2 separate regions of the Homo sapiens genome follow, and region 1 is linked to region 2. A link is a loop called in an ENCODE intact Hi-C map of the cell type or tissue named here. Cell type or tissue: IMR-90. All regions are shown on one strand. Links, peaks and the distances in the headings refer to the core of each region. The heading gives the core; the rest is flanking DNA. Region 1 overlaps HEATR1 (HEAT repeat containing 1). Region 2 overlaps MTR (5-methyltetrahydrofolate-homocysteine methyltransferase).

Region 1 (7,383 bases), core at 3,050-5,549, 230 kb after region 2:
ACATATGTCTGTAATCATTACAGATCTTGATTAAGGGATTTAATTAGGAAAAAATAAGTCATTGCTCCTGGGGATAGTCCAGATAACTACCTCCATCATTTTTATTTCCTGACTTCCAATTGAAACTATTATTAATGTTAATAATATTTAGCTTTTATTTAGTATCTGACATCAGGCTAGGCAATGTACATTATATTATCTTGGATTATCACAAAACTTCATTTTTACAGATGAGGACAGGCTACTTGCCAAAGTTCACATAACTATAAAGTGGCAGAGTTGAGATTTGAACCCAAATCTGATTCCAGAGTCTGTGCCTTTGTATCGTACCATGCCGTTTGGCATTTTAAATTTGGAACTGAGAACTTAAAAAAAAGTTGAAGGTGAAGAAAGGCAGAAAATACTTACAAAAATTAAAAGGATAAGGATAACTTCAGGGGTTTCAAGAATTTACTAAAGTTGTGAGGAAGATGCTAGGAGTTAATTTACAGACTAAGAAAAGGATGCTTGTATAACAGGAAGGGTCTGGGTAAGAAAAGACAGCATGCTATTGTAGGAAAACCAACTGACTAACCGTTAGCACTTTGTTTGCAACATATGGTGGAGGAAAGTAGATGTATGTTGTTAGCAGGAACTTGACTGCATGTTGGGCATGGTGATCCAGGGTAGGGGGGGAGGCAAATGGGGATGAAGGTAAGCTAACAGATCACGAGGCTGTGCACATTAGGCTGATGATGGTAGTGGGGTCAGTGTTCAGAATTAGTAAGATAGGAGTAATGAGGACTTTTTAATTAGAAGGAGAATTTAAGAATCTGAACGTAAAGCACTTGAACTAAAGAATGTTGGAGAAGGCCAGCCTTTGATAAAGCTCATTAACTGCTCTTCCCAACATTCACTCTGCCCATAGCATCAAAATTATTCTTCCTCTAATCTACCTTGGATCTTGCTGCTCCCTAGGCACTCTTATTGCAGGTAGCCAAACTCCACTCACCTACTAAAGTTCACTTAAAATTCTCCTTTCATTTATTTAATCAGTATTTATGGAGCATCTATTACATACCATGTACAACGCTAGATGGTGGGAATAGTGGTATAAGTTGTGCAGTTTCCTAGTCTATTTCTGTTCTTAGTGTTATTGTAAAGCAATGACAGAAGCGTATCATAGTGGCTCAGAAACCAAATCGAACCAGTAAAGTTACTAAGAATCTAGAGAATCCAGATTTTGATAAATACCTTTCAAAATGTGACATACGATAAGCAAACATCTTTCACTAAATACCTCTGCCCTCATTGCTGACCTTCTCTTTTGAATTTCTAAGTTTACATGATTTTATGTGTTAATTTCATCACCACCACCAGTTATAAGGAGAGATTATATTTTTTATTTATGAATTGTAGCAGTATGAAGACATTACTAGGGTAAATGCTTTAAAATAAGGATCAGTTGATGAATGTTGCTAGTAGTTTGTTCTTTCCATCAATAACAGCAATCTGGAGTGCCGTTAGCTAAAGGAACTTTGATTACCCACTGCTACAAAGATCTTGGATTCATGGATTTCATTTGCAGTTTGGTGACAAAATCTGTGAAGGTGAGCAGTCTGTTTCATGAGTATATAATTTTATGAAAAGATTGCTTGCTTTGAATGAAGAAAACATACTAAAACATTCCCTAATAACAATGATACTTTGGATAAATTTATTTTGTTAAATGGTCTGGTGTTTTGAAGCAGGAGCAGTTTGAGAGTCCGTATCTTTTTTTTTTTTTTTAAGAATCAGTCTTTTATCACCAAAGGTGTTTTTCTACAAAAATAAATGTCTATTCCTTGCCAGATTCTAGTTACAGTGACTATTCAAAGAGAGTGTCTAGAAATGTCGGGAATATTCAACCTGGGAAAGCTGTTTAAAAAATTTTAAGGCCAGGTGCGGTGGCTCACGCCTGTAATCCCAACACTTTGGGAGGCCAAGGCAGGCGGATCACTTGAAGTCAGGAGTTTGAGACCAGCCTGGCCAACATGGTGAAACACCGTCTCTACTAAAAATACGAAAATAAACTGGGCATGGTGGGGCATGCCTGTAATTCCAGCTGCTCGGGAGGCTGAGGCAGGAAAATCGCTTGAACCTGGGAGGCGGAGGTTGCAGTGACCCAAGATCATGCCACTGTACTGCAACCTGGGCGACAGAGACTCCATCTCAAAAAAAAAAAAAAAAAATTTTTTTTTAAATAAAAATGTTAGGAATATCATTAGGCAGTTAATTGTTGTCACATTGTGTATTCATTGTTGCATATGGTAATTCAGGAGAGCTGTAAATATTTATTTGGCCTTTCACTTTTTTTTTTTTTGGAGACATGGACTTGCTTTGTCGCCCAGGCTAGAGTACAGTGGTGCCATCATAGTTCATTGAAATCTCAGCCTTGAACTCCTGGCCTCAAGCAATCCTTCTACCTCCCTTTCACTGTTAAATGTGTTTTGTTTGTGTTCCTTGTTTCAGGTTTTTGCTGAGTACCCGGGCAGCTCAGCTCAGTTGAGGGTGCTCTTGGCTTTCTATGCTTCTACCATAGTGTCGGCGCTGGTAGCTGCAGAGGACGTATCAGACAATATCATCGCCAAACTATTTCCCTATATCCAAAAGGTTGGCACTGCTGATGTGTTAAGTAGATTATTTTGTACTTAAAGGAATTTTCTTGCTTTCGAAAGTTTTTTTAGATTTAAGTGTTTTTAAATTGACAGTTTATTTCAGATGATAGCTGAGATTTAGCCTTTAGGTTGAAAATATGACACTTTTTTATTAGAAACTCACTGGCCTGGGACCTTAATTAGGACTCTTAAGAATAAATATTGGCTGTCTGGTCCTGCGGCCATCTCCTAGATTGATTTCCATAGCAGTCTTTGTACCTCACTGGAAGGAGGACGGAGCAGACAGTCTCTTTGAGGCGTAAGCAACCTCTCAGTATTCTTTGTGCACTGGCTCCTGCCTCTCAGCGTTTCTCCTTCCCAAGTGCCTTCTTGCCTGCTGCCTTCCCAGGTGCCCTGTGGAGGTACTGCTTTCACTTCCCACCAGTGTCCCAACTTGTGACCTTTCATCAGACTTGTTTCTTCCATTAGTGATCTGATTGAGGTCTCCCTACTATAAGTAGGATTTTATGTATAAAAGAAGAGCTTACTGGCTCCTGTCAGGACATGTGGTAGATGTTTGAGTTGGGAAATTTTCTGAGATCCTTTGTCTCGTTCAACAGACTTGTCTCATCTCTGTATCCACTCTGAAAAAGGGGTCAGCTCCTTTATTGTTTATGTCTGAAGAGTGATTGACTATGCATTAGGTTGTATTAATCTCTATGACATTTCTAATTTGTCAGATTAACATTTAAAGTAGCAGAAAATAATATGGTTTATCATTTTTCCTTATATTTAAAAAATATTTAGGGATTGAAATCATCTTTACCAGATTACAGAGCTGCAACATACATGATAATATGTCAGATTTCTGTGAAAGTGACCATGGAAAATACCTTTGTGAATTCATTGGCATCACAGATCATCAAAACATTGACCAAGATTCCCTCTTTGATCAAGGATGGGTTAAGTTGCTTGATAGTGCTCCTGCAGAGACAGAAGCCAGAGAGCCTTGGGAAAAAGTATGTACAATTGAATTGAGAAATGGTGCTAGTCAGAGGTGAATAAAATTATTTTGAATAATTTTTTTTTGTAAGATAAGTGATTATATATTTTCTTATATTGTTACTCATTGTCTAACTTGTAAAGTCAACACGATATGTACTTTTGCTTCTTCAAAGGCCATTCCCTCACTTATGTAATGTTCCTGATCTTATTACAATACTTCATGGGATTTCTGAAACTTACGATGTCAGTCCTCTTCTGCATTACATGCTTCCCCATCTGGTCGTCTCCATCATTCATCATGTTACAGGTGTGTGGTTTTATATTTTTTGTCCAGAAATTTTCTAAGATTTGATCTTAAAATAGTAACCATATCCTGGTTAACAGCTTCAAAATATTTAAAATTTCTGTTTTCCAGTTGTTCTTGTGTAACTTGTCTATTTCTTAAGTGAGAAACATCTGGGGTGGGGAGCAGGTTGGTTGAAGAAAGATCATTGTTAATTGAGTAATTTCTTAGAATTTTACTTTTTTTAAGATCTGTGTTCTTAAATACTTAAATAGTCTCTACATGAAAAAGACTGGAATACTTTTAAAATTTATTACTGAGTAAACCTTTGCCTTCTCATTTAGGTATTTAATGAACTTTAGTGATTCATTTATAATGAATATCTCATCCAGTTGCCAAAAAAGTTTTTTCCCTAGAGTAATTAAAAATATAAGACCAAGAAAATTTTTATACATAAAAATCCAAATTATGAAACAAAGCAAAAAGCAAAAAGTAATAATTAGAGGGCCAGGTGGCTCAAACCTATAATTCTAGCACTTTGAGAAACTGAGATGGGCAGATCATGGCAAAACCCCGTCTCTACAAAAATATACAAAAATTAACCGGGCATGGTGACATGCAACTGTGGTCCCAGCTGCTCGGGAGACTGAGGTGGGAGGATCACCTGAGTCCAGGGAGTTCGAGGCTACAGGGAACTGTGTTTGTGCCACTGCAGTTCAGCCTGGGCGACAGAGTGAGACCCTATCTCAAAAATAATAATAATAATTAGAAAGTGATTATTTGCATTATGTCTTTTAATAAATACAGAAAGGCTAGGAAGAAACATTTGGTTCTGTTGCTACTTGGAGAATACTAAGAAAGACTTCTCTAAACTTATGTCAGTCTACTGAAAAATGAGGTTTTTGTAACCAAATCTTGGTTTGAACATGCATTTTAGAAAAGTGACTAGCAAAATGAAAATGTATTCTTCCTATTCTGAAGGTAATGAGTAATGTCCCAGTCTTTGAAAGCAAGGGCTAAGATCAGATTCATATGTTTATTATAAATCTGAAATAGATGACAGCTTTTGGTTCAGTAAGGGGGTGGGTACTGAGATAAAAGTTTAACCTCTTTTCAGAGATAGTTGATTGGCACCATCACAACTAATTTGTAATGTGACCTGGGGAAAGACTAATTTTGGACTTTTGTTTTGTTATTGTTATAAGCATGATAGTACTTGTTAAAAATAGAGAATTTTAGATAAAAGAAAAATGAAGGTGATCTATACAAAAGAGCTTTAAAAAATATAAATGACTAAATAAGTGGAATGCACTTGTGCAAATAGATAAAAAGCTGGATATCAGTGTGTGTGTTTTATTCTGAGAACGATTTTCTGCTATAAGTGAATTTAATAATGTTAGCTTGCAAAATAAATTTTTCCCAACACAATTTTAATTTTTACATATTAAGGAGAAGAAACTGAAGGAATGGATGGTCAAATCTACAAGAGACACTTAGAAGCTATACTTACAAAAATATCACTGAAGAACAACTTAGACCATTTGTTGGCTAGGTAAGCTATTATTTTTGACATGCTTTTGATTTACATTTTTGTGACTCAGTATAATTTTCAAGATTGGTTAGAAATTTCCCAGCATTCCTTTTTAATGTATATCTTGTTTTGTCTGTATCATTTCATTAACTATAAGTACTTAATCCAGTAACTGGCAGCATTAAAAGCAAAAGTAATTTTTCTTGCATGTCTTTAGTGCTTATAGATGAAAATGGAAAGTTAGTGGTTAAGACAAATTTGGGTAATAACTAAATGCAGTTTGTGGCCGTTTGAAGTTTTCTCTTAGTAAATGGACCATAATATCTGAAATAACACATCACAATTAAAACGCAGTAAATGTCATTTAGAAACAATATTGAAGGTAAGCATAGAGTAAGGATTATTTCTTTAAAGATAATTCAGTCTTTTTTTTTTTTTTTTTTTTTTTCTCTTAATGGGCAACTCGATACAGTGAAAAGATGTAGGCGTTGTGGTCAGACATAGGTGTAAATTCTGCGCCTACCACTTCCAGGGCTATAGTAAGTTTTGGAGGTTAGTCTGGATGTAGCTTTGCCATTTTGTAGGATCAAGAGAGTGCCTGTGTGTTGGTGTGCATCATTCATGCCCCTTTGCTCAGAGGGTTGGTTTGTGAATTAAAGGAGAGTATACACGTGTAGTAATGTTGAGAACATAGGCTCTAGAATCAGACTGGGGCTTAAAATGTGAAACCCCACTCTGTGGCACAGAAGGGCTTACTGAATGTTGCCTTTTATTGCTGTTCTCATGAGCAAATTGGAAGACTTACACTCTAGTTTCTTTTCCTTTTTTTTTTTTCTTTAAGATGGAGTTTCGCTCTTATTGCCCAGGCTGGAGTGCAATGGCACAATCTCGGCTCACTGCAACCTCCGCCTCCCAGGTTCAAGCGATTCTCCTGCCTCAGCCTCCCTGGTAGCTGGGATTACAGGCATGTGCCACCATGCCCAGCTAATTTTGTATATTTAGTAGAGACAAGGTTTCACCATGTTGGTCAGGCTGATCTCGAACTCCTGTCCTCAGGTGATCCGCCCACCTTGGCCTCCCAAAGTACTGGGATTACAGGCGTGAGCCAGCACCATTTAAAATAGCAATGTAGTCTTACTATGTTGTTCAGACAGGTCTCGAACTCCTGACCTTAAGCAGTTCTCCTGCCCCGGCCTCCGAAAGTGCTGGGATTATAATGCCAGTGGTGTGAACCACTACACCAGGCCTCTAGTTTCTTTATCTGTAAAATAAGTATTAAACTATACCTTGTATAAGTATGACAATTAGAGATAATATTTCTAAAGCACTTAGAATATAGTAGGTACTCAATAAATAGTAACTCTTATGTATGCTGATATTTCTGTTTTTTTTTTTACAGCCTTCTATTTGAAGAGTATATTTCATATAGTTCACAGGAAGAAATGGATTCTAATAAAGTGTCTTTGCTTAATGAACAATTTCTTCCACTCATTAGGCTTTTAGAAAGCAAGTAAGTTACGTGTGTATGTTTATGCTCTTCTAAAGTACTTCCTGTTCTATAAAGATATGATTCACAAGTCACATCTTAATATACTGAATTGTACAGAGACTGTCCTTTTTAAATTTGTTCTTCAAGAAGGGGCGAGTATCGGAATCAAAAATATTTGAAATATAAGAGGAAATAGTGGTTGTGTGGGGGCTATGGAGAGTATAATTTTTTATAGAGAGACTATTTTGTTATTGGAGTAGTCATAGTAACACACTTGACCAATGTCATTTGGTTTTACCTACAACATTTGTTAAAATTTAAGTCACAGTCTCAGTAATTTTTAAGATTTTATGTCTTTCCTTTATATGTGTATGGTGTATGAGATTAATAAATTTATTAAGAATAATGAATTCACTTTTTAATTGCTTCCCAGATACCCCAGAACATTAGATGTTGTATT
Region 2 (7,383 bases), core at 1,814-4,313:
GACAGCTTTCAGAAATTATTTACAAGATATTTTTAAAATTATCATTTAGGCCAGGCGCGGTGGCTCACACATGTAATCCCAGCACTTTGGGAGGCCAAGGTGAGCGGACCACGAGGTCAGGAGACCAAGACCATCCTGGCTAACGAGGTGAAACCCCGTCTCTACTAAAAATACAAAAAATTAGCCGGGCATGGTGGCAGGCACCTGTAGTCCCAGCTACTCAGGAGGCTGAGGCAGGAGAATGGCGTGAACCTGGGAGGTGGAGCTTGCAGTGAGCCGAGATCGCACCACTGCACTCCAGCCTGGGCAACAGAGCAAGACTCCATCCCAAAAAATATATATATATATTATTTACTAAGAGTCTATCACATCAGTCAACAAAAGCAGTGAACTACAAGGTAACTCAGTAGAGTGAACATATGACACACATGAAAACAGACTTGGAACAGTGAGATGACTGGCTGGAAATATGATCATCAGTCACTCCAGGGAAAAAACAAATATAAACAGTCCTAAACAATGTTCCATTTCACTGAATTCCAATCTTCCTATAAGCTATAAAACTCTAAGGAATTAAACACATGGTCATGCTTGTTTCGCTCCCTTCCTTCATATGCACACTTGAAAACATGAATTAAGCAACCACTGTGTACCAGGCAATGTGAAGACACTTCTCCTGACCTCAAGATACCTGTTGTCTTATCGTCTTTTCCCTCCATGAGAGAATCTAATGGAGGCCTGTATTTGCCCACAATAAATATGAGCTGTCCTCTTTGAGCATTCAAATATTACTCAGGTATTTAAGGATAGAATATCATAATATCTGGGATTTACTTTACATAATCCAGGGGGAAAAGTTGAGGGATAGATGAAATAAGAATGGAAAAACATTGAAAATTATGGCAACCATGTGACAGGCATATAGAGGTCCATTTTATTATTTCTCTAAAATGTTTCATAATATAAAGGTGTATGAGCTTGTTAGGAAGGGCTGCCATAACAAAGTGCCAAAGATTGGGTGGCTTAAATAACAGAAATGTATTTTCTCACAATCTGGAGGACAGAAGTCTGAGTTGAAGGCGTCAGGCAGGGTTAGTTTCTTTTAAGGCCTCTTTCATGTCTTGTAGATAGCTATTCTTCCCTGTGTCTTGACACGGTCTTGCTTGCCTCTGTGTGCGCATTTGTGTCCTGCTCTTAAAAGGACACCAATCATGTTGGATTAGGTACACCTGTATGACATTTTACCTTAGTCGCCTCTTTAAAGGCCTCATCTCCAAATACAGCCCACATTCTGAAACAGTAGGGGTTAGAACTTCAACATACAAATTTTGGAAGGACACAATTCAGCCCATAACAAAAAGTACATATTTAGATTATTACCTGATTATCCACTTGGTTTTAGATATATTGTCTATAGGTGATTATTACCTGATATGATCTGGTGTTGACCCACAGCATCCTCCAACTATATTGACCAAGCCATCCATAGCAAAATCCTGCATTTAGGAAGAGACAAAGTTTCAGCAAGTTCACTTGAATTCTAAACTCATTACCACCAATTCAACATAAAAGCCGTCTATACTTCCTGAATAACTAAGACTATACTAAAAAGAGAGTCAAACATACTTAACTCTAGATACAAAGATATCACATGCCCTAGACATAGGATAAAAGCAAAGAATAGTTCAGATGCTGTGAAATCCTTTATACCATTTAAAATGCAGTGAGAGGCTGGGTATGGTGGCTCACACCTATAATCTCAGCACTTTGGGAGGCAAAGGCAGGAGGATCACTTGAGGCCAGGAATTTGAGACCAGCCTGGGCAATATAGCAAGACCTCATCTCTACAAAAAATTTAAAAATTAGCTGGGCATGGTGGCATGTGTTTATAGTCCCAGCTACTCAGGAGGCTAGGTGGGAGGATCGCTTGAGCCCAGGAGTTCAAAGCTACAGTAAGCTATGATCACACCACTGAACTTCAGCCTGAGCAACACAGCAAGACCCTGTCTCAAAAAAATAAACACAAAAAATAAAGTTCAGTGGGAGATTTGCCTATCTAATGACTTTTTTACCCACATGCTGAGCTGAATGAATATGAGTTGGATAACACATTTTCAAATAACACAAAATAGAGTATTGATTTTTAAATTTACATTAATTGAAAAAATGTTTAAATAACAATTCAGTTCCTCTGTCACACTGGCCACAATTCAAGGGCTCCAAAAACCATATGGTAGTGGCTACATATGGGACAGCATGAGACTAGAGTTTAACCATAGGCTACTGAATAAAGAACACCATAACTAAGAGACAAAGTCAAGGAGCTGAGAAGTCAAGAGTATTGGAAAGATTGTCTACAAAGATAATGAAATCATAAGAAGTAAGTCAGAAATAGCCTAAGAGAGAATGTCAGTGAAACAGAAGCTAAAAATTCAAGGAATAAGGGGAAAGAGACCCAGGGATTAGTAGCTAAGTGCAATAAGAAGCAGCAGTGGATAGTATGGTCTCATGACCTAGGATTTAACAATGGCCAGTGTATGACAGACAGCGAGAATCATGGAGGTGACAATGGGCGGCCAGGGGGACATCTACTCCACCCAGCAGTCTGAGGGGTGTGAGGGCAGAAAGCTACAATTTGGGAAGGCTGCAGGGGAAGCAACATCTCAGAGGAGAGCCAAGTCTCAATTAGTTTGGAGTGGACCTCAACGAGAATTTTCCAGCAGCCACTAGTGCCAGCTGAGGATAAGGATGCTGACAGTTAGCCCTCCCCTGTGCCTCTAGTACCTTAATTTGGGATAGCTAAACTTTTCTTTGTTATATGTACATTGGGATTTCTTCAGGGAAAATTCTCCTTCTAAATACTCTAAATCTAAAATTCAATCTTTCTGTCTCTCTTAAAAAGCCAGTGAAAGGGGGACCCCTGACCTTTAGGTGCTTGGCCATCATAGAAGGCGTTTCATCATAGTCACCAAAGGTGTTGGGAAGACCTGAGAAAGGATAATTCAACCATTATTGCAAATTGCCTTAAAAATATACACTGTATTTTTAAAGACTTTATGTTAATAACTATATAATTTTATATTTATATTAAATGGTGACTACTTGCAAAAACAAACACATAATATTCACACAGTAAACAAAGAGATACCACACCCCCCAAAAAACTAAAAAAAAAAAAAAAAAATCACAGAGGAAAATGAACTCCATTATTTCTTTTCCGTTTGAAAGAAAATATTCACTGTTAGGCAGAACAGAATACCCCCAACCCCACCCCTTCCCATAAGGGAAATTCATTCATTCTTGTTACATAGCCGCTTGGGGGTGGGGGTGGAAGGAATACTACATAACCTTTGAACTAATGCGCAACTAACATGCCATTAAAAACAAACAAAAATCAACCAGTCTCCTTTCAAATAAATTTTCCCAAGTAAGACTTCAGCTTATAACAATCCAGTTTCTTGTTTTATTTATTATCTGCTTCCAGTTATCTTACTCCTGGTGGGAAATAAAATTTATTGTGCATTAAAATGACACATTTGGAGAAAAGAGGCTGGAAAATGACTTTTTGCTCTAAGTAGCTAAGCAGTGCTCAAATACATTCACAGGGATATCTGGTTAACCCTGAACAAATTACCAATATTTAATGGGACAGTTTGAGAACTGTCTACAAATATCTTCAAAACATTTCCATATAATGAACTGCAAGTCCAAGCTTTCAGAGAAGAAAAAGGTAACACCACACAAGATTCTTCTTTTGCTCTTCTACTAACAGAGTGGACCAGAGAAAGGGGTCTCTCTTCTCTTCCTTACACCCATCTTTCTGGTCACGTCCACCAGGCTTGTGCTGTCACCAAAGGCAAAGCTCTGGTCAGTTATGTGACTAAGCTCATTTCCGGAAGTTCTGTACTATTCTGAAGCTTCAGGGTGAGCCGAACTTCCCTCAGGTCTACAGGGAAACACTGCACCCAGACACTCTTCATTTATTAAGTGTCAACTATACCAACACCGGCAAAACAAGATCTTTTATTCAAGATCTCTTACCTCATCTATGCCATGTCTTATGTTATTTTTATCTCCCCATGTGTGACCCCCTTGAAACACACACCTGCATTGGGATAACAGAGGACATAGGCTGTTGTACATTTTCCAATTATTTCAATAAAAGGTCTCATTTCAGCTGCACCCAAAGCACAATTTAATCCAATGCTAGAAAAACAGAAAAAACATATTAAAAGCATCATCTCTCATTCATATTTATGCATATAAGTTATATATGGAGACAATATATCTAAAACCAAGTGGATAATAAATCTCCTCATTCAAAGCACTTTTATTCAACTACCATCAAAGCCATCTCACTGAGGTCCCCTGCAGCACTAAAGATTTTTGCCATTCAGATAATCCTACAGCTGAAAGACGCTGCCTGTGGGTGGACTCCTCAAATCAGTTCACATGGTATTCTATGGTACAGAAATGTCAGCAAACTAACACTGCTAAAAAAAAAAAAAAAAAAAAAAAAAAAAAAAAAGATCTGACCTGAAAGCAAAATTTAAAAGAAAGGAAAAGGAAATCTTGGAGGCAGAAAGAACACAGAATGGTGGCAAGAAGCCACTCTTGAAGTCCACGAGACCAGACCAGGACTTATGCTCTACCCCACAGGCAGAGTCCCTGCTACCCTATAAGGTTGTCAGTGGGTGGTGGGCCTGAGGTCTTCCAGAATTTATGAACCAACTATGAAGCTACTAGACTATGTGATCTCTAATGTTATCACATTTTACTTTTTTCCTTTTACTGTGATTCCTAAGTGCAATGTGGCATCCTAGACTGGATCCTTGAATAGAAAACAGATTATCAGTGGAAAATCCTTGAAATCTGAATAAAGTCTGCAGTTTAGTTAATATAGGTTAAATATCCCTAATCTGAAAACTGGAAATCCAAAATACTTCAAAATATGAAACTTTTTGAGAACTGACATGACCCACAAAAGAAATGTTCACTGGACCATATTAGATTTCAGATTAAGGATGCTAAACTGTAAGTATAGTACAAATATTCCAGAATTCGAAAAACTCTGCAATCCAAAAACACTTCTGGTCCCAAGCATTTCAGATGAGGGATACTCAACCTATAGTAATATACTCTTAGTTTTTACAAAAGTACCATAGTCATGCATTATGTTAACATGAAAACTAGAATATATAGAAATTCTCTGCACTATCTTTGCAACTCTTCTGCAAATCTGAAATGATTCCAAAATTAAGTTTATTTAACAAACATCCAATACTCATTCATTAAAAAAATTCAGCAAACTAGGAATAGGGGGAAATTTCCTTGACTTGATAAAGAGTATCTACAAAAAACTTCCAGCTAGTATCATGCTTAATCATGTGAAACTAGATGCTTTAATGCTAAGATGAGGAACAAGGCAAGGATATCCACTCTCATCTCTTATTCAATATTGTATTTGAAGTCCCTATGCAATAAGAAAAGATAGAAAGTAAAAGGTACACATACGGATTGGAAAGGAAGAAATAAAACTGTCTTTCTTCACAAATGACATGATTGTTTATGTAGAAAATCCCAGAGAATCACTAAAAACTCCTTGAACTAACAAGCAATTATACCAAGGTTTCAAAATACAAGGTAACTATACAAAACTCAATTGTTTACTTATATACCAGATATGAGCAATCAAAATTTGAAATTAAAAACACAGGACAGGCACAGTGGCTCATGCCTGTAATCTCAGCATTTTGGGAGGCCAAGGCAGGTGGATCACCTGAGCCCAGGAGTTTGAGACCAACCTGAGCAACACAGTAAAACCCTACCTCTGCAAAAAATAAAAAAATTAACCAGGCATGGTGGCGCACACCTGTAGTCCCAGCTACTTAGGAGGCTGAGGTAGAAGGATCAATTAAGCCTGGGAGGTTGAGGCTGCAGTGAGCCATGATCATACCACAGCACTCCAGCCTGAGTGACACAGCAAGATGCTGTCTCAAAAAAAAAAAAAAACAAAAAAAACCCCACAAAACCATTTACACTAGCACCAAAACAAATGAAATATTTGGATCTATATGAAAAAAACTATAAAATTCCAATTTAAGATATCAAAGTGGATCTAAATAAATGAAAACATATTTCAAGTTTATGAAGAGGAAGACAATATTGTTAAGATATCATTTCTCACCCTTGATCTATATTCAACAGAATCCCAATGAAAATCCCAGCAGTTACTTTGTGAATATCAACGAACTGATTCTAAAGTTTATATGGCGAGACAAAAGACCCAGAACAGCCAACACAATAATGAGAGAAAAAACAAAAGTTGAAGGACTGACCTACCCAACTCCAAGACTTACTAAAAAGCTAAAGCAATCAAGACAATGTGGAATTGGTGTAAGAAGAGACAAATAGATTAATGAAACAGAATAGAGTCCAGAAATAGAACCACACAAATACATTCAACTAATCTTTGACAGAAACACAGGCAATCCAATGGAGAACAGATATTCTTTCCAATAAATGGTGCTGGAACAACTGGGCATCTGCATTTGAAAAAGTTAATTTAGACAGACATTACATCTTTCACAAAAACTAACTCAAAATGGAACACAGACCTATATATAAATTGCAAAACGATTAAAATTTTGTAAATAACACAGAAAAAATTTAGATGATCGTGGGTTTGGCAATGAGTTTTTAGGTAAAACAACAAAGGCAGGGTCCATGAAAGAAAAAAAACTGGTAACTAGAACTTCACTAAGATTTAAAACTGTTCAGCAAAAGACAGTATTAAGTACATGAGAAGACAAACCACAGGCTGGGAGAAAATATTTGCAAAACACATTATCTGATAAAGGATTTGCTATAGCTTGGATGTGGTTTGTCCATGCCAAAATTCATGTTGAAATTTAAATGCCAATGAAACAGCGTTGGAAGGTGGGGCCTTTACAGATGATCAGATCATTAAGATGGATTACTGTCTTTCTCCAGAGACTGTGTTAGTTCCCTGGAGACTGAATTAGTTCTCAAGGGAATAAATTAGTTCTTTCAAGAACGGGTCGTTATAAAGCAAAACAGTCTCTTGTCCCCTCTCTTTCACACATGCTAACGTGCCCTTTCACTTTTCTGCCATGCTACGAAGCAGCACAAGGCCCTTGCCAGATGTGGCTACTCAATCTTGAAGTTCCCCGCCTCCAGAACTGTGAGCTAAATAAATCTCTTTTCTTTATAAATTACCATCTCAGGTATTCTGTTATAGCGATAGAAAGTAGAATATGACAGACTTGCATCCAAAATATACAAAGAATTCTTAAAATTCAACAACAAACGCAATTTTAAAAACTGTCTAAAGAGCTGACCAGCCTCCTCACCAAAGAAGAT

What was found. A loop is a pair of places that touch in the nucleus more often than their neighbours do. Peaks named below come from ENCODE experiments on the same cell type or tissue, not always from the same donor. Only the 100,000 strongest peaks of a DNase experiment are listed, where the experiment ranks them.
Region 1: a loop joins it to region 2, with 2.1 times the contacts of the local background. A loop is called at or near these places in 4 of 110 quality-filtered maps.

The regions. Positions count from the first base shown.
Region 1 is chr1:236,592,084-236,599,466 of GRCh38, reverse strand. HEATR1 (HEAT repeat containing 1) reads left to right here. Exons shown (of 45, transcript NM_018072.6): 5 at 1,488-1,589; 6 at 2,491-2,631; 7 at 3,423-3,634; 8 at 3,794-3,927; 9 at 5,353-5,455; 10 at 6,834-6,944; 11 at 7,357-7,383. Among named protein-coding and RNA genes, the nearest start is that of HEATR1, 8.7 kb to the left of the region's middle. RefSeq lists a silencer at 492-692. In IMR-90, for the core only: no CTCF peak of the experiment used is centred there; no DNase peak of the experiment used is centred there.
Region 2 is chr1:236,820,942-236,828,324 of GRCh38, reverse strand. It overlaps MTR (5-methyltetrahydrofolate-homocysteine methyltransferase), which reads right to left. Exons shown (of 33, transcript NM_000254.3): 9 at 4,106-4,206; 10 at 2,926-2,987; 11 at 1,429-1,496. Among named protein-coding and RNA genes, the nearest start is that of MTR, 29 kb to the right of the region's middle. In IMR-90, for the core only: no CTCF peak of the experiment used is centred there; no DNase peak of the experiment used is centred there.